Regions from separate parts of the Mus musculus genome. Here region 2 is linked to region 1. Evidence: chromatin loops called from intact Hi-C (ENCODE). Cell type or tissue: heart. All regions are shown on one strand. Each heading gives the region's core, and the rest is flanking DNA. Links, peaks and the distances in the headings are about the cores only.

The links. Peaks named below come from ENCODE experiments on the same cell type or tissue, not always from the same donor. Only the 100,000 strongest peaks of a DNase experiment are listed, where the experiment ranks them.
Region 2: a loop joins it to region 1, with 6 times the contacts of the local background. A loop is called at or near these places in 8 of 42 quality-filtered maps.

The regions. Positions count from the first base shown.
Region 1 is chr7:4,679,206-4,689,260 of GRCm38, reverse strand. It overlaps Hspbp1 (HSPA (heat shock 70kDa) binding protein, cytoplasmic cochaperone 1), which reads left to right and starts at 4,280. Exons shown (of 8, transcript NM_001360629.1): 1 at 4,280-4,367; 2 at 4,695-4,989; 3 at 7,213-7,417. The coding sequence starts at 4,786. In heart, for the core only: a CTCF peak has its summit at 4,205; DNase peaks (open chromatin) are centred at 4,160 and 4,870; H3K4me3 peaks cover 1,798 bases; H3K27ac peaks cover 1,467 bases.
Region 2 is chr7:4,788,784-4,798,838 of GRCm38, reverse strand. Rpl28 (ribosomal protein L28) reads right to left here and starts at 5,874. Exons shown (of 5, transcript NM_009081.2): 1 at 5,841-5,874; 2 at 5,430-5,518; 3 at 5,213-5,336; 4 at 4,657-4,775; 5 at 4,292-4,421. The coding sequence starts at 5,510. The coding sequence ends at 4,332. Tmem238 (transmembrane protein 238) reads left to right here and starts at 9,279. Exons shown (of 2, transcript NM_029384.1): 1 at 9,279-9,834. The coding sequence starts at 9,297. The coding sequence ends at 9,827. In heart, for the core only: no CTCF peak of the experiment used is centred there; a DNase peak (open chromatin) is centred at 5,958; H3K4me3 peaks cover 2,693 bases; H3K27ac peaks cover 2,183 bases.

The DNA of each region.
Region 1 (10,055 bases), core at 1,987-6,986:
GTGCTCCTCTGAAGTGGTAAGCCTATCAAGCCATCTTCATTTCAGTATCAAATCTGAGCCATACACTGTTCTGAATGGTAAGGATATGGCAGGGTGCTAAATCTACAAAATTCCTCCCCGGGACAGCCATGGCTACACAATAAAACCCTGTCTCAAAAAACGAACAAAACAAAGCAAAACAAAAAAATACATAGTTTTGAAAAAATTTCACACATGTCTATAATGTAGTCTGGTTACTCTCCCCACATCTGTAATTTATTATTTGTATGTGTGTGTGCAGATGTGAGTTCACACGAGCGCATAATGTTTGTAGAGGACAAAGGCTAGCCTCTAGTGTCCTTCCTCATGAGCTCTCCACCTTGGGTGTTTGTTTTTGGAAACAGGGTTTTTCTGTGTAGCCATGGCTGTCCTGGAACTCACTATATAGACTAGGCTGGAATCAAGATACACCAGGATGTTGTAGATCTGTAACTGAGAGCAGAGTACATACTTTAAACTCAGCACTCATCATGCAGATATGGTCAAACTTCTGTGAGTTTAGCAAGTCCCAGGCCAACCAAAGCTATATAGTAAGACCCTGTTGTGCCCCCTCCACAAAAAAAAAAAAAAAAAAAAATCCTTAACTGAATCTCATCTTCAAAATTTCTTCTGGCATATAAGGTCATATATTTATAGGTTCTGAGAATTAGAGCTAGAATGTATGTGTGTGTGTATGTATGTACATATACATACATATATATACATTATATACAACACATATATGTATATGTATGTATATGTGTCTATGTATGATGTATATATGTCTAATGATATATGATACCACATAGTATAAATGTACATAGTATATTTATATGTATATATAAATATTAAACACATACACACCATGATGATAGCCTAGATGCAAGCTCCTTGCATATTATGAAAGTTACAGTATGATACATAGATACATATATAGAGATAAATACATTTGTAATAACCTATACGGAATGTGATCATATAGCTTTTCCATCTCTACTGAGATTCTTTAGAGTAAGAGGACTCCTATTAATAATAGCATATACCTGTAATCACAGTATTCGAGAGGAAGAGGAATTCAAGATCAGACCAGATATATAGCAAGTTCAAGACCAGCCTGGGCTACAGAGATCCTTTTTAAAAACCTAGAGAGGCCGGGCGTGGTGGCGCACGCCTTTAATCCCAGCACTCGGGAGGCAGAGACAGGCAGATTTCTGAGTTCGAGGCCAGCCTGGTCTACAGAGTGAGTTCCAGGACAGCCAGGGCTGTAGAGAGAAACCCTGTCTCGAAAAACAAAAACAAAACAAAACAAGAAAACCTAGAGAATAGGGTTAGGGAAATGACTTAGTTAGTAAAATATTTGTTGCACATGATAAGGGACCTGAGTTTGAGTCTCAGCACCCACAGGGTAGGTGTAGTAGTACATGGTTATAGAGAAGTGGAAACAGGAAGATTCTCTGGGATTCAATAGCCAGCTGGCATAATCTAACGGGCAAGCTCCAGGGTCAGTGACAGACCCTATCTATAAAAAATAGATAAAAATAAAAGGTAAGGCTGGAGAGATGGCTTAGCAATTGAGTTCTATTCTTTCAGAGGACCCAAGTTCTGTTGCCAGAACCCATGTCAGGAAGTTCTCAATTACTGGTAACTCCAGCTCCAAGGAATACAAAACCCTCTTCTGGCCTACACATATACACATACATAAAGAGTCTGGATCAGGTGAGATTGCTCAGCAGTGAAGAGCATCGCCTGCAGCCAGACAGTGGTGGTGCACGCTTTTAATCCCAGCACTTGGGAGGCAGAGGCAGGCGGATTTCTGAGTTCAAGGCCAGCCTGGTCTAGAGGACAGCCAGGGTTACACAGAGAAACCCTGTGTCGAACAAACAAACAAACCCCCCAAACAACAAAACAAACAAACAAACAAACAAACCGCACTGACTGCTCTTCGAGAGGTCCAGAGTTCAATTCCCAGCAACCACATGGTGGCTCACAACTACTATCTATAACAAGATCTGATGCCCTCTTCTGTCATGCAGATGTATATGCAGACAGAGTACTAATAAAAATAAATAATTTCTTTTTAAATACAAAAATCAAGCCAGGCAATGGTGGCAAATACCTTTAATCCTAGCACTTGGGAGGCAGACACAGGTAGATCTCTGAGTTTGATTCCAGCCTGGTCTACATAATGAGTTCCAGGACAGCCAGGGTTACACAGAGAAACCCATATCAAAACAAAATTAAAAACAAGATATTTGTTAACAGCAATAGTAAGAGTTACAGGGAACAAACCTTATCTTCTGGCCCACAAGGGCACCAAGCAGGTACATAAGGTGTGTATATATACACAAGTAGGTAAAATACTCATACACAAAATAAAAATGAATAAAACGGAGCAGGGTGAGTGTGCATACTTTTAAAAAATATTTATTTATTATTATACACATGTACACTGTAGCTGTCTTCAGACGCACCAGAATAAGGTGTCAAATCTCATTACGGGTGGTTGTGAGCCACCATGTGGTTGCTGGGATTTGAACTCAGGACCTCTGGAAGAGCAGTCAGTGCTCTTACCCGCTGAGCCATCTCGCCATCCCTGAGTGTACCTACTTTTAAGGCGTGTGAATATTTATGAGTTGTAGGGCAACCTGCTCACATCGTTCTGCAGGCCTGCCCAGGCTACATACTGAGAGCCTCCCCAAAACAAAACACCAAAATAAGGAACCATCTCCAAAACAAAAAACAAAAGAGGGGTGGGGTGGGACGGAGAGAGAGTTCAATGAGAGATATTTCAATGATTAGGAACTCTTGTTGCTTTATTGCTCTTGCTGAAGACTCAGGTTCAACTCCTAGCACCCAATTATGATGGCTCACAACCATCTGTAACTCCAGTTCCTGGCAATCCATCAAGCAAGCATACAGTGCACGCACATACATGCAGGCAAAATGTTCAGGGTCAGTGGTGGCACACGCCTTTAATCCCAGCACTCAGGTGGCAGAGGAAAGTGGATCTCTGTGAGTTTGAGGACAGCATGGTCTACAGAGTAACTTCCAGGACAGCCAAGGCTATACCGTAAAACACTGTCTCAAAAAACAAAACAAAAACTAACCAACCACAAACTATTTGTACACAAGTAAATAGGTAAGTCTACAAAAAAATTAAAAGAACAACAATAATTTAAGAGGCTGAAGAGATAGCTTGTCATTAAGAGTACTTACTGTTCTTGCAAAGAGCCTGAGCTTGGTTCCTAGCACCCATATATATATATATATTGGTTGTCTCATAACTGCCTGTAACTACAGCTTTAGTTTGTCCTTTGTCTCTGGCCCCATAGAAACCTGCATTTACAGGCATCTGCCTCCTCCCCTACTACATAATTAAAAACAATCTTTAAAAATAAAATCTAGCCGGGCAGTGGTGGCCCACACCTTTAATCCCAGCACTCGGGAGACAGAGGCAGGCAGATTTCTGAGTTCGAGGCCAGCCTGGTCTACAAAGTGAGTTTCAGGACAGCCAGGACTACACAGAGAAACCCTGTCTCGAAAAACCCAATAAATAAATAAATAAATAAATAAATAAATAAATAAGTAACTCTAAAAATATTTTTAAAATGATTGGAAGATCGAAGGTGGAAGACAGCTGATGTTGACATGGGACTTCCCACACACCATGCATAGTCACATGAAGACACACAACTCACACAGAGTATTCCACACTGAAACCGGTAATAAATGGGGAAACTGAGGCCTAGAAAAAAGTGAGCCCGAGTCTCAGGTTACAAAGGTGGGATATTAGGGGAGATATCCCGAGACTCTAGGAGCAAATGCAGTTAAAATCAGTTGAGTGAGGAACAAAACCGTCTGAGCAGCAGCAGCAGCAGCAGCAGCAGCAGCAGCAGCAGAGAAGGGGCGTGGCCTACGCAGGGGCGTGGCCGAACAGGACAAGCTGAAGTTCCAGGTACTAAGAGGCGGGACTTGACTGGGACAGGCCGAAAGGCCTAGAAAAGAGGCGGGGAATATGGGCATAGGCGGGGCCTATGCCTGGGAGGGGAGGAGTTCGCCATGAAAGTCCCTTGTTTGCTAAGATAAACAGAGGAGCTAGGGGGCGGGGCTTATAACAAAAGCGCGAAATGTAGGGGCGTGACAAAGAGAAAGTGGTGGGGGCCTAGTCGACAGAGGCGGAGCTAAGTGCCGCATCCGCTAAGAGGTGCTGCTTAGAACTGGGCAAACAGCTTGGGGTGAGGCACTTCCGTGTGAGAACTGCGTATTTCCGGTAAAGATGGCGGCGCCCAGTAGAGTCAGGTGCAGCCTAGTCTATCTTTAGGCGTGGTGGCAGCTCTAGACCCGGCAAGGTGAGATCAGCCCCATTGGGGCGCCCCTCTTCAAAGACACGGGAGGAGAATTGTTGCTAAGGAGACTGAGCGAAGGCTTGTTGCCATGGAGGCGGGGCAGTGGGGTTGCTAAGAGACGAGGACGCAAGCTGGGGAGCTTGGGGGGGCTCGTTGCCAGGGAGTAGGTGGGGCCTGTTGCTAGGGAGCAAGGAGGGACATCTGGATTTGGGCAAGGGTCCTGTTAGTATGAAGGAAGGAAAGGGGGCTATGGTTAAGGTGGTTGCAGGCAGAATGGTTTGGGATCATGAGAAGACTCCTAACACCTTCAAAACTCCACCTTCTCAGCAGACCTTCAAGAGTCGACCCATCCGGACACCATTGCTGCCTCAGCGGTGACCATCAATTTCCTTTAAACACATTCTTCCTTCACAGAAAGTCCATGGCAGACAAAGGCTCAGGGGGCAGTCGCCTCCCTCTTGCGTTGCCTCCGGCCTCTCAGGGTTGCTCGTCAGGGGGCAGTGGTTCCTCGGCGGGGGGCTCAGGCAACCCCCGGCCTCCACGGAACCTCCAAGGCCTGCTGCAGATGGCTATTACTGCGGGTTCTCAGGAGCCAGACCCCCCTCCAGAACCCATGAGCGAGGAGGTAAAGTATGAGGACCTAAGAAGGTTGGGTGAGGGTCCTGAGGATCTAAGTGTCTTGGGGAGAGTGGCTTAGTGAGCTACAAGCTGTTGTCTTCCTGGGTGGTGAGCTAGAGTCTAAATGTGGCATCATGATAGGGTGAAGGTCAGCTGTAAAGTGTCCGATCGCAGCCTTGTATTGGGAAGTCTCATGATGAGTGAAAAGTCTAAAAGCAAGCTGGGTTCTCTAGACCCAGGCAGAACTAGATTCAGCTTTGTCTCCACAAGTGTGACCTTGGGTATATTATTTAATCTTTCGAATCCTCAAGTGTTCGTTCATTTTTGAATTGATGGTGATAATAGTAATGATAGTGTCTTATCAGGCAATTCTGATGTTCCAGTCTATACTGACTCGTACACAACGTAGTTGGGTTTTGCCAGTTGCCAGCCATGACCTTGGTTGGGCAATTCACATCCTTTCTTTGCCTCTGATTTTTTTTTTTTAATCAATGAATTTGGAATAGCTATAATAAAACCTTACAGAATTGTCTTAAAGGTTGATAGGAATTTTTCATGTAACTTTTTTTAATTGACATTTACGATACATAGAATATTGTAGTAATTCAGTTAAGTTACAGAATAATTTATACATGTTGTGTCATGTTGTGCCAAGGTGGAAATAGGCATAGAGCAATGAGATAGTTTGCCCAAATTTGTCCAGGAGCGTGATTTCAAAGCCTTACAGCTTCTTCCCCTTTTCTTTCCTGTTTTGAGATTGCGGTCTCAAACAGACCACGCTAGCCTTAATGACCTTACCCTCCTGACCTTCCTGCCCCACCTCCAAAGTCTTGGACTTACAGATATATGGTAGCCATTTCAGTCCTCCTGAAGCGCCCTTTTGGGGACAGTGTAGTTTCTGGTCTTCCTCTGGACTCCTTTCTTTTGTTATCTCTTGTTCTCCTCATTCTCTATCTTTTCTGGCTTTTTTTTTTTTTTTTTTAATTTCTCCAGACGACAGTTGGCATGGCTGGAGAGCCCTTCTTGTTCCAACTTGGTAGCAAGTGCAGACCAGGGATACTATTCAAACCTCATGTAGTTCTCAGGACTTTTGTCACAATACAGAACCATCCAGCTCACCACAGCCTCCGGTTGTATAGCTGATCCTCAAACCTGACATCTTTTGGGAAATGGGCGGGACTTGTTGCTGAGGACAGAACCCCTGTATCAGCCTGACTCCTCTTTCTCCCCTCCTCCCTTAGCTCAACAGTTGGTTCTCTCTTCAGAGTCCAGGATCTGGCCATATTTCACACTGATACACAGATGAGGTTGTTCTTGAACTTGCTTCTGCCTCCATCCCACCCCGTGCTGGGATTATAAGCATGTGCCACCGAAACCTGCTCCATAAACTTTTCTCTTGCATGGACTACTTAGAATCCTAGTAAGCGCTCTTTCCCTGCTCCTATGCTTCTCAGTCCACCTCTCTGCCTCTCCTCGGGAGAACTCCCTTCCCAGCTCCACCCACTTCATTCAGAGCAGAATCTAGGCCTTTGCATCTGTTTGTAAGATCCAACTTGCTCCTTTCCTGGGGTGTTTCTCTCTCCTCAACTTTTTTCTTCCCTCACTTAACCTTGCTTCAGCCACCTTGGCTTGCTGGTGATTGCCTCTGTCTTGAATATTCTTCCTAGTATATGCTTGGCTATTCCCTGGCCTATTTCATTGCTGACATCTGACCCTCCAAGATGACCCCGTTTAAGTTCTACAGGCCAACCTCCACTCCCATGATCCTCCATTGTGCTTAATCTTACTTACCCTATAGCACTTGTCATATTGCCATCTCCTGTCACACTACATGTTTTGTTTTGTTTGTTTTTTCCCTCTAGCTTCTCTCTGTGTTTGTCTTGCACACACCCTGAACAACACTTTTTTTTCTCTAATCAGTCTGTCTCAGGACTGACTCCCTAGAACCTAGAAAAGAAGTTATGAGTAAAAACTGTGTAAACATCTGAGTGTGGTGGCTCTTGCTTGTTAATCCCAGCACTTGGGAGTCTGAGGCAGGAAGGCTGCTGTGAGCGGGAAGCCAGACTGCACTATAGAATGAGAGACTCCTGTGCTTCCCCCAAGATGTCTCCTAGATACTTGTTGATGGAAAGAGCCATCAGTCCTTGCATTTGGCTGTCCTATTAGTGTCACTCCCTGGGCAGTCACTGAGAGACATCTTCTACCCCCATCCTTCTCCCTTCTTCCCTAGAGACGCCAATGGCTGCAGGAAGCCATGTCGGCCGCCTTCCGGGGCCAGCGAGAGGAGGTGGAGCAGATGAAGAACTGCCTCCGGGTCCTGTCCCAGGCCACACCCGCAATGGCTGGCGAAGCTGAGCTGGCCACTGACCAGCAGGAGCGTGAAGGCGCACTAGAGCTGCTGGCAGACCTGTGCGAGAACATGGACAATGCAGCAGGTACCCTCCTCCCTCAGTACTCCCCAGGCTGTCCCACATGCTGTCTGGCTCTGCCCTTTCCCAATTCTCCTGTATTGAACCAGCAGCTCCTCCCAGGAACAAAGCCCTCCTCATACCCCACCAAGTCCCTGTGGTGACAGATTTGTTCTGCTACTTCCCGAGGAGTCCTGGGACTGATGTTGACTCCCTAATTTGCTTGCTACTCTCTCAAGGGAAGGGAGGTGGTTTGGGATGGAGTGGTAATCTGAGGCCGCCTGGAAGTAGAGTGTTTGATCAGAGACCTGAGTGAGGGTATTTCATGGGGTATATCACCTGAGTGAGGGTATATCATGGGGTATATCACCTGAGTGAGGGTATGTCATGGGGTATATCACCTGAGTGCGGGTATATCATGGGGTATATCACCTGAGTGAGGGTATGTCATGGGGTATATCACCTGAGTGAGGGTATATCATGGGGTATATCACCTGAGTGAGGGTATGTCATGGGGTATATCACCTGAGTGAGGGTATATCATGGGATATATCACCTGAGTGAGGGTATGTCATGGGGTATATCACCTGAGTGCGGGTATATCATGGGGTATATCACCTGAGTGAGGGTATGTCATGGGGTATATCACCTGAGTGAGGGTATATCATGGGGTATATCACCTGAGTGAGGGTATGTCATGGGGTATATCACCTGAGTGAGGGTATATCATGGGGTATATCACCTGAGTGATGGTATGTCATGGGGTATATCACCTGAGTGAGGGTATGTCATGGGGTATATCACCCGAGTGAGGGTATGTCATGGGGTACTCCTGCTTTACAAAAGGCATTCGAGGCAGTAGGAATAGCTAGTGCAAACGTTGAGGTAGGATGGTGCTACTGTGATCAGAACAGACAGACATCCTCCTGTCAAAGGAGTGGGACGGACACGTGTAGGTCTAGGGTAAGCAATGACATTGAAGTATCCATGGTCAAGGTGCATTCTGTAGGTCACATTCATATGTATGTATGCATGTATGTATATATAATTTATTTATTTTTAAATGAGACAAGATCTCACTATGTAGACCTAGCTGGCTTGGAACTCTGTGGTCCAGGATGGTCTCAAACTCACAGGTATTTTACCTGCCTCTGTGTCTCATGTACTAGGATTAAAGGGGGATCAAAGACATTTGCTACCACAACCAGCTTTTTTTCCTTCTTTTTTAAAGATTTATTTATATGAGTACACTGTTGCTGTCTTAAAGAAGAGAGCATTGGATCCCATAACAGATGATTGCGAGTCACCGTGTGGTTGTTGGAAATTGAACTTAGGACCTCTGGAAGAGCAGTTGGTGCTCTTAACCACAGAACCATCTTTCTATAACCACCCCCCCTTTTTCCCCCTTTTTTATGTATGTATGTATTTATTTAATGTATATGAGTGTACTGTAGCTGTCTTCAGACACACGAGAAGAGGGCATCGGATCCCATTACAGATGGTTGTGAGCCACCATGTGGTTGTTGGGAATTGAACTCAGGTCCTCTGGAAGAGTAGCCAGTGCTCTTAACCACTGAGCCATCTCTCCAGCCCTTTTTTTCCCCCTTTTTTGAGACAGGGTCTCACTGTGTTACCCTTGCTGGCCTAGAACTCACTATGTATACATATTAGGCTGGTCTTAAACCCACAGCGATCCCCCTCCTCTGCCTCCTGAGAGCTAGGATTAAAGACGTTTTATGTTTATGTGTGAGTGCCTGCATGTATGTATTTGTGTGTACCACCACATGCATATCTGGTAACCTCAAAGGCTAGAGAAGAACTTTGAATCCCCTGGAACTGGAGTTACAGGCAGTTGCAGTCTGCCCATGTGGGAGTTGGTAACCGAATATGGGTCCTCTACAAGAACAGCAAGTGTTGTTAATCTCTGAGCCATTCCTCAAGCCCCACATTTTTTTTGTTATTGTTGTTGAGACAAATTCTCAGGCAGCCCAGGCTACCCTCATGCTTGCTGTGTACCTGGGGTTGGCTTTGAACTCCTAATCTTCTTTTCTCCTCTCCCCCGGTGCTGGAATTTCAGGTGTGTGTCACCAGGCCGAGTTTCTTTTTTTTTTTTTTTTTTTTAATTTATTTATTATTTATTATATGTAAGTACACTGTAGCTGTCCTCAGATACTCCAGAAGAGGGCGTCAGATCTCATTACAGGTGGTTGTGAGCCACCATGTGGTTGCTGGGATTTGAACTCAGAGCCTTCGGAAGAGCAGTCAGTGCTCTTAACCCCTGAGCCATCTCGCCAACCCCCAGGCCGAGTTTCTAAACTTTACTTTTATTTATCAAGGTAAAAAAAAAAAAAAAATCACAAAATGGGCCAGTGAGAGGGTTCAGTGGGAAAAAGTGTTGCCACCCAGTGACCTGAGTTTGTTAGAAACTCACATGATGGGAAGAGAGAAACACCTCCCAGAACCTTGACCTTTAAAATCGTACATAACATGTGTATGCCTACACACACACACACACGCACACACACACACACCACTAATAAATATAAATAAATATGTAAATGTTAAAAAGTCACAACAGAAGTAACCATTTTGAGTATATAATTCTGTAGCATCCATCTCTTTTATTTATTTAATTTTCTTGTTTTGTTTTACTATTTTTGGGAGG
Region 2 (10,055 bases), core at 2,953-7,952, 110 kb before region 1:
ACCCACCCCTACCTCTCCTCCAGCCTGTCATCTCTATGTAAGTACCATTTTGGATACAAGCCACTTTGCTCTCTTGGTCCATGACTCCTCTCTTGCCAGGATCCATACACACATCAAACGCACAATTTTCACATGTACTGTTTTTGTGAGCATGTGTGGGCATGTGAAGCAATGTGCATGCAGAGGTTGGAGAATAGCCTGCAGGAGTTGCTTCTCTCCTACATATGCTTTCCAGGGATAGAATTCAGGTCCTCAGGCTTGGAGCCAAGCTCCCTTACTTATTTCCTGAGCCATCTTGCCAGCCCAAATATTTTAAGTTTGAAAGATTGCTGTTATAAGTCCTGGGTCACCTGAGACTACACAGAGAAATCCTATCTTAAAAACAAACAAATTGCTGTAGTTCTGCATTGGAATAATTCATTCTCATCCTATCTCTTGGGCACCCAGTTCCTTAATCTTATTTTGGGAGGAAAGTCTGTATGAATGCACAACGTTTAAACATGCGGGTTGAGGAGATGGCTCAAGAACAGGATGACTTGGGTTGTTTGGTTTTTTCTTGGTTTTTCGAGACAGGGTTTCTTTGTGTAGCCCTGGCTGTCCTGGAACTCACTCTGTAGACCAGGCTGGCCTCCAACTCAGAAATCTGCCTGCCTCTGCCTCCAAAGTGCTGGGATTAAAGGCGTGCAGCACCACGCCCGGCTTTAGGACAGTTTTGCATGTACAGAAAAATTGTGAAAGTTGCTAGGTACACTCAGCCCATACTAGTCTGAGACACAATTTAAAAACAATTTTGTTTATAGATTGCATTCCTACAGTTGGATCTCTGTATATGCTCAGTATAGGTAAGGCAAGGACTGGGGATAGGCTGTACAGTACAGATTAACTCAGCTGAGCTGGCTCAAACACTGCTCATGCCAAAAAGACTTGTCCTGGAGAGATCTGAGGCCTTGGATTGTCCTGCTGGTAAATGTTATCCATCTGCCTGATTAATGATTATCACTATCAATTTGACTTCTGGGGAGGGAAACTCCTTTGTGTGTGTGCTCTCTGCCTACCAACCGGCTCCCAACCCTAAGCAACTCTGGTATTTTGATGTATTATACACAGATGCTGGGAACTATTTCCTATGGGATTCCATCGGGGTCAGTGGTGAAGTTAATAGAAACTGGAAGAAACGCTATTGAAGAGGATCTGTCTCTTGCTCGTTCCGTGACAAGCATTTACCGAGCACCTCTTTGGATGCAGTGCAGAAGTTACAAGGTTGGTTCCCTCATGTTTCATATATATGAAACACACACAAACGTACATACATATTTGTGTATCTGTGAGAATGTGCATGTGAACAGAAGTGCCTGTGGAGCCCAATGGCAATGATTCTCTGGAGTTACAGAAGCCTGACATGGGTTCTTGGGAAAGAAACTGGGTCCTTTGCAGGAGCAAGTGGTCTTTACTAAGCCATCCCTCCAAGTGCTCATGAGCATTCTAAGTGTGCAGGCTGTGGTTGAACTAATTAGTAAACAGATCAACAAGGAAATGCAAGTGGGCCTCCTGACCAATTCTAGTTGCACAAAAACCTACCTCCATTCCCAAAGACTTACAGCTGAGCCTGCTCAGCCATGCAAGGAAACACAGGGAGGCACGCCAAGTAACCTACAGGACATTAAACCTGGTGGAAAAGACTCATTTTTTCTTTCCGGTTTTTCGAGACAGGGTTTCTCTGTATAGCCCTGGCTGTCCTGGAAAAAGACTGATTTTTATGTGATGGTGCAAACTGTATTCCCAACAGAGGCAGCCTGTTATACTACACTGCTATGCAGGCCAGTGAGGGAAGGGACAGCAGGGTTCAAATCCTCAGCACCCACAGGAGAAAGCCAGTCATAGCGGAGATCGGGATCAGCATACGCCTTTAATCCCAGGAGACAGGAGGATCCGAGTTCCAGGCCAGCCTGGTCTGCATAGTGAGTTTCAGGACAGCCAGGGCAACAGACACTGAACCTGTCTCATTAAAATCGATAAAAATTAAGCTCAATAGTGGCAGCATATGCCTTAAATCCCAGCACAAGAGCCAGTTCCAGGACAGGCAGAGTTACACTGAGAAAACAAAAAATTGTTTACAAAGCTAGTCATGGACTAACAAGATAGTTTAGTGAAAGCAGGGCGTGGTGGCACACACCTTTAATCCCAGCACTTGGGAGGTAGAGGCAGGTGGATTTCTGAGTTGGAGGCCAGCCTGGTCCACAAAGTGAGTTCCAGGACAGTCAGGGCTACACAGAGAAACCCTGTCTCGAAAAACAAAAAAAAGCTTAGTAAAAGGAGCTTGCCCTCAAGGCTGGCAACCTGAGTTTGACCTCCAGAATCCACCTAAAAGTATAGGAATAAAACCATGTATTGTCCTCTGACCTCCCCATGTGCAAACTGATTCATGGACAACAGAGCCAGATGCTGCCACACAGCTGTACTGTACTCCCAGCACAAAGGTGGGCAGAGACAAGCTGGGGGTTGCTGACTTCCGAGCCTAAATCCAATTCAATGGGACTGTCTTAAAAGGAACAATCAGGACACCATCCTCCTCTGACCTCCTGCATGTACCACATTGGCTTTTTTACATTCATTTGAGTCCTAAGTCTGCATGTACACCTGTGTGCCAGAAGAGGGCATCAGATCCCATTATAGATGGTGTGATCCAAAGCTGAATACTGAGAAATGAGGTCAGAACTCTCTGGAAGAGCAGCCAGTGCTTAACTGCTGAGCCTTCCCTCTAGCCCCTACACATGCTTTTTCAAAGAGGGTGAATTCACCTTATTTACACCCCAATAAAAATGAGTATAAGTTAAAAAAAATATTTTCCCGTCGATAGGTCAACAGGGTGGACTGCTGCCAAGAACGCTATGCTCACCAGCATCTCAAAACATAAGGGTCTCAGTTCACTTCAGTGAGCTGAGCCAGGGTCTATCAGTGGGGAGAGAGGTGCCATGAGTTAAACTTGGGTTAAAAATAGTTCAAGGGGGGGCTGGCAAGATGGCTCAGTGGTTAAGAGCGTCGACTGCTCTTCCGAAGGTTGTGAGTTCAAATCCCAGCAACCACATGGTGGCTCATAACCATCCATAACGAAATCTGATCCCCTCTTCTGGAGTATCTGAGGACAGCTACAGTGTACTTACATATAATAAATAAATCTTTAAAAAAAAAAATAGTTCAAGGGGCTGGAAATGGCAACAGTTAAGAGCAATGACTGCTCTTTCGAAGGTCCTGAGTTCAAATCCCAGCAACCACATGATGGCTCATAGCCATCCATAATGAGATCTGATGCCCTCCTTTGGTGTGTCTGAAGACAGGTACAGAGTACTTACATATAATAAAATCTTAAAAAAAAAAAAAAAAAAGAAAAGAAAATAGTTCAAGTCGGACTGGAATGGACAATGATCCAGTTGGGACCAAAGCCCAGGCAGCACTTTGGCCTGAGTTGTGTAGCAGCGACAAAAATCCAGCAAAAATGGTATGGGTACTATTTTGCATGTGAGCCTCAAGTTTTCCAGGAAATGCTAGTACTGGCTGGAAGGGGCAAGAAATGGCCACTGAGTCCCTCAGTACACCTGTATACTCACTTTACTTACCCACCCACCCAGATAGACTTACAATGGCTGATTTCTGAGATGTGGTCGTCTCTATAGCCCTGGGTATTCTCGGAGTTGCTTTATAAACAAGGCTGGCCTTAGTCACCTGCTTCAGCCTACCAGAATGCTGAGATTACAAATATAAAGGACATGCATTTGGTAAACACTAGACTTTGTTGACATTTTCTAAGGTCAGCAATTCACACTGAAATTCTACTGCAGCAGCACAAAGTCCCAGCTGACACCCACCAGAATGTTTCCTTCAGGAGTATCACTGTTTCACACATCAGAGCATCTGATAACTGAAGACTTCACTCTGAAACCGGGTATTGAACCTCCCATTTCCTTCTTATAAGGAGGCTTGTCAACTGAAGGGTGGGGGCCTTATCTGGGTCAGTGGACTAAGACCTGGTGAGACAGCCTCAAGCTCAGGATATCTGACAGTGTCAGCAGCTAAGAACCCTGAAGTCATTTACCCTCACTCCTGTTTCCACAGGAATCAACTGAATGTCCTGCACAAGCCGCTCTCACTCCTGTTGGTACCCAGATGGCCCTGAACAGCTTCTATCCCCAACAACCCTCACTCCAGATGAACAAGTTCTAATAGCTTTGATAGCACAACTAAAGACAGCGCAGAGCCACAGCTCAATGAGCACAAAACATTTTGGAGGCCTAATGGAAGTCAGTGGACTCTTTATTGCTTCGGGCGTGTGGGGCTCAGGAGCTCTTGGTGGGGCGGGTCCGTTTCCTCTTCACCACCACAGGCTTCTGGCTTCGAAGGATGGCACTGGCCCTGCGGATGGCCGCCTGAGGACAGGACAAGGAACTTAGCTCACAAACTCAAAAGACACTCCCATTTACTGCTGCTTGTTTCCTAGGACTCCGGGGAGGCAGGGTGTGTGTGTGTGTGTGTGTGTGTGTGAGTGATCAAAAGTCCCGAGTCTAGCTCCAGCTAGGCAGAGCCAAGCACCCAGGCCTGCATGCAGCCCCTCAGGTTTAGTACCAGCTGCCCCCCTGCCTTAAGTACCCATCCATTACTCACCATACGCAGATCAGGGCGGTACTTGTTCTTTCGGATCATGTGTCTGATGCTGCTGAGGGTAGCCCGAGCATTCTTGTTGATGGTGGTCCTCACATAAGAAGTGGCAGGTTTTCGCTGACCTGGTAAGGAAAGCCTAGGAATCAGTCCATCTGCATGAGCCCTTCAGAGCATCTGCCTGATGGAACACAGAGCCTCTCTGAAGACCATGCTCACCCCATCTTCCCTCCAGCCCATTCAGTACATCCCTTAGGTGACTGTCACAGGTAAGTCTTAAAGCCCGGGAAAATCCCATCCCTCTTTAGGAACCTCCCAGATACAGGAGGGACATAGCGCATGCACTTAATCCAAGCACTCAGGAAGCAGAGGCAGGTGGATCTCTGAGTTCTAGACCAACCTGATGTAGAGTTCCAGGACATTGAGGTCTACATAGAGAAACTGTACTTAAGTTTCTCTCTACACTTCTTAATTTAAAGATCACCTTACACAGCCGGGAAGTCAGAGGAAGGGCAGTTCTGGACCCTGGAAAAAGGGAGCGCTATCGTGTGCAAAGGCTCACCGGATCTGCGTTTCATAACTACCACGACCCCTTTGCCATCGGCGGCCGGCTCCACTCCGACGGTCTTGCGGTGAATTAGCCCGTTGTAGCGGAAGGAGTTTCGGGCTTTCAGATTATTTGGCTCCTGGGGAATAGGTGTACACGATGTTAAGTTAAGGCCCGGAGGCTCCGATACGCAAAAGAGCCACAGTGCCCCTCACACGCGGGCCCGACTCACCGTGCTGTACGTCTGCTTATTCCTCTTGATCAAGAAACTGGAGCAGTTCCGGACGACCATCCACTGCAGATGCGCGGACATGGCGGCGGCTGGGGAGAAGCCGGGGGGGGGGGGGGTGTGAAAGATGTCAGAAAGAAGCAGGCCGTGGACAGGCGGCTGGGTAAGCGGCAGCACCGTTGGGAAAAAGCGAGCAAGAGCTTTACACGGCCGAGGAAAGGGTGAGCAAAGGAGGCAGGCCGAGCTAACACCGCGGAGACTTAGAAGGGGGAAGGGACGCTGAGGCCCCACTTCCGGTGGGGAATGAGGGCAGCGAATGGTGCTTGGGTACAAGGAGAGAAAGCCCAGGCAGGAGACCGAGGCCGTGGGAGCGAGATGGCGGCCACGCGGGACGGACAGAGGCCTCACACTCACCTCCTCTCCCTATGGCGGCCGGAGACGGAAAGAGAGACACGAGAGGCGGGACGACACCTTTAAAATGGCAACGCATTTCCGCTTCCTCCCGTGGCGCGCCTGAACTCGGCTACCCAGCTTCCTCTGGGCCTTGGGTTCCGCCTCCGAGTCTTTTTGACTCGGGAACCTTCGGAGCTCTTCGTCTGAAGGTCCCGGCGAGTTCTCGCGGTGCGTACCGTGATGAGGCGCCGGGGTGGGGTAGGAAGTTTTCGGAACTCGGTGACTCGGTTTTCGTGAGGATCCAAAAGCAGAGAGAGTTCCTAGAGCTATGTTCCCATCGCATCACCCTGATCTGTTCAGTCTGCACTTAGCGCATGGTGGGCACTAATACATATTTTGAAAAAAAAAAACGGTTTTGCGCCCTTGTCTAGTAGATTTCGAGGTGGGATCCTCCAGCCTCAGCCTGTGGATGCAAATATTGAGGATTCCAGATCTCACATTAAGTGGAGCTTAATTGATTTTAAGATTTATTTATTTTTCCCGGGCGTGGTGGCGCACGCCTTTGTTGGATACTCTGAAACTAAAGTTACAGATAGTGCCTACTGAGAATTGAACCACTGTTGTCTGGAAGAGCAGCCAGTGCTCTGAGCCGTCTCTCTCTCCAGTCCCAACTTATTTTTTTTTTTTTTTTTGTAATATGTATGAGGGCTTTCTTAATTTCTTAATTTCCTTTCTTTTTAAGCCTGGATATATATATGAATGCTATGTGCCTGCCTGGTGCCTGGATTCAATTAGACAGTTTTTGAGCCACCATGTGGGTGCTGGGAATAGAACCTGGGTCCTCTGGAAGAGCAGCCAAAACTCTTAACCACTAAGTCATCTCTGCAACTCCTTTTTGTTTTGTTTTTTTGTTTTGTTTTGTTTTGTTTTGTTTTTGTTTTTTTGAGACAGGGTTTCTCTGTGTAGCCCTGGCTCTCCCTGAACTCATTTTGTAGACCAGGCTGGCCTCCAACTCAGAAATCCTCCTGCCTCTGCCTCCCGAGCGCTGGGATTAAAGGCGTGCGCCATCACGCCTGGCTTCAGATTTATTAATTTTAATTATGATGTATGTGGGTGTTGTGTTAACATGTAAAATGCAAAGTCCAAAAGAAACCGTTGATCCTGAGAAACTAGAGTTTCAGGCAGCTGTGAGCTGCCTCATATGAGCTGGTAACCAAACCCAGGTGCTCTGCGAGAGCAGCAAGTGCTCTTAATCACTGAGTCCTCAAGACTTGTTGTTTAAATGGATGCATGAACTATTTTAAAGATTTGCTCTGGCGTGAAGTCTTCAGATGGCAGATGGTTCCATTACTCTTCTTGACCGTGTCCCACACAAACACCAGTGCCCAATGAACCATTTTCAGACCTCTCTAAAAATGTACTGCTGCAGTGTTAAATACCTATTCTTTCATGCCTGGTTCTGTCTATGCAGAAACATTCCATGTCTGTCCTCAGCAATACCTGGCCAATCCCGGCAGCTTTTCTTTATAAGTACACTGTAGCTGTCTTCAGACACGAGAAGAGGGCATGCGATCTCATTACAGATGGTTGTGAGCCACCATGTGGTTGCTGGGAACTGAACTCAGGACCTCTGAAAGAGCAATCAGTGCTCTTAACCGCTGAACCATCTCTCCAGCCCACCACAGTCATTCTTAATGTTTTATTAGCATTTAATCATGCATAAAGTAGGTTTACATAACATTTTTGTATGTGTATATAATGTTTTGGGCCATACTCACATACACTCCCACTGCAGCTAGTCTGTGTGTGTGTGTGTGTGTGTGTGTCCAAGTGTGTTTCCTTTATGCTATTCACAGGCTCACGGATGGTTTGTTTGCAGGCTACCAATGGCAGCATCACGGTGGAAAATGTGATTTTTCTCCTCCATCATCCTCAGTTTTCTCCAACTCTGAAACTAGATAGAGTCTTGGGAGAACTAGTTCTGTTCAGAACTGTCTCGAGGTTTCCCACCCCAGGGAGAATGAACTCATTTAAGGGGTAGATGTGTGGAAGATCAGGACTTCCCTATAATAGCTGTTGGGTCCTCCTAGTGTGGACCATGGCTTGGCCCAACCATTTGCCTGTGCCATGATGCCTCTCAGTTCCAGAGTGACCTGGCCATACCCATTAAATTCTCTCTAAGTTGGAGCTGGTGAGATGGCTCAGTGGGGAAGAACACTGACTGTTCTTCTGAAGGTCCTGAGTTCAAATTCCAAACAGCCACATGGTGGCTCACAATCATCCCTAACGGAATCTGATGCTTCTGATGTGTCTGTTTTGTTGTTGTTTTTTTTGTTTGTTTGTTTGGTTTTTTTTTTGTTTTTGTTTTTTTTTTTTTTTTTCGAGACAGGGTTTCTCTGTGTAGCCCTGGCTGTCCTGGAACTCACTCTGTAGACCAGGCTGGCCTCGAACTCAGAAATCCGCCTGCCTCTGCCTCCCGAGTGCTGGGATTAAAGGCGTGCGCCACCACGCCCGGCTTCTGATGTGTCTGAAGGCAGCTACAGTGTACTTACATATAACAATAAATATATCTTTAAAAAATAATAGCAAAAAGGCCACAGTTTTGGTTTGGTTTGACTTGAGTCAGGATCTCTCTGTGTGGCCCTGGCTGTCCTGGAACTCATTCTATAGACCAGGCTGGCCTCGAAATCAAGAGATCTGCCTCTCAAGTGCTGGGACTAAGGGCATGGGTCACCACTGTCAGGCTAAAGCTACAATTTCTATGCCATCTCCTCAGGGACACCTTTCCTGAGCACTTCGGGAATTGTGGCTAGGAACAGGAAGGCAGGTCTTGTCAGGCTAACATCTGAGCACTAACAGAGCCCTGAGCTCAGTATATTGTGTACACAAGGTGTCAGCTGGCACCTGGGAGATGGGTTCATTGTATTCCCAGGTTGGGTTAACAAGGCCCTACACTCACAAGAGATCTCAAAAGACAAGCATGGAGACAGCTTCAGGGCTCTGGCTGCTGATTCTGTGCTCCAGAGAATGTTGTTGTTGCTGTTGTTGGATTTTATGCTGTGCAGGGCATGAAATCAAGAACTTCGAGCATGGTAGGCAAGCACTCCACCAAGCGAGCTACATACCAACATGCCCGGTTTTTTGTTTCTGATCCCCATTTTGTTTCACTATGGACTTGGTGGTACAGGTAGCCCTCGGGAGACGGGCACTAAGTAGAAACACTATCTAGCTACATTATGCCACCCTGAAATTTGGCCCTAGTCATCTGGCACTGCTTAATGGACAGGGTCGTGCGCCGCTGATCCTCCCAGACCTTTGAGCTACACAAGAGACTCATTCGGGCCACCAGGTCCAGGCTGTGAGCTCAGGTGACCATGCAGGCACTGGGCACACCTGGCGCCGGGCCCTAACTCCGCCCCGGGAAGCCGCACCCCGGGACGCTGTCGGGGAGCAGGCGGCGGCGGGCCACCGAGGGCCATGGCGGCAGCGTCACCGGTGTGCGGCTCGCAGGCGTCCGCGGTCGGCGCCTCGTCCCCACCCGCGCCCGCACCGGCTCCAGCGGCCGGCTTGGGCCGCTGCCGCATGGCGCTGCTGCTGGCCGTGGCCTTGGACGTGGCGGGCATGGCGGCGCTGCTGACCGGCGTGTTCGCGCAGCTGCAGGTGCGCGGCCGCGACTTCGGGGACCTGCTCATCTACTCTGGGGCGCTGCTGGTGTTCTTGAGCCTGCTGGGCTGGATTCTCTGGTACACCGGCAACATCGAGATCTCGCGCCAGGAGCTGGAGCGTGACTACGGCCTACGACCCTCGGCGATTGCCCGCCTGGCGCGCAAGCTGTCCCGTCGCTGGTCGGCGCCCGCCACCGCCAGTCCCCGGACCACAGCCGGTCTCCGCTCAGCACGCAGAGCGAACCGCGCGCCCCAGCCCTCCTCCTCCGGCTCCCGCCGCGTGCGCCTGCAGCTCGCCACGCTTGAGGCGGGGTCCGTGGCGGCAGGCACGGGCAGCGAGTGAGCCCCAGGTGAGGACACCAGAAAGAATGAGATGTGGTGGGGAGACGGACATGTCGCTGGAAGGGGAAACTGCAGGAGAGTGAGTCAGAGATAGCAGAGACTCGGAAGGATGGGTGGGACAAAGTTGGGAGTCACAGCACGCCCTCCTCCTTTTGCTCCACGTGCACCAGGCCTCATGCCATCCTCCCTGTAGCCAGTTCTCTGAGCTCATTACTGTTACTGTACAAGA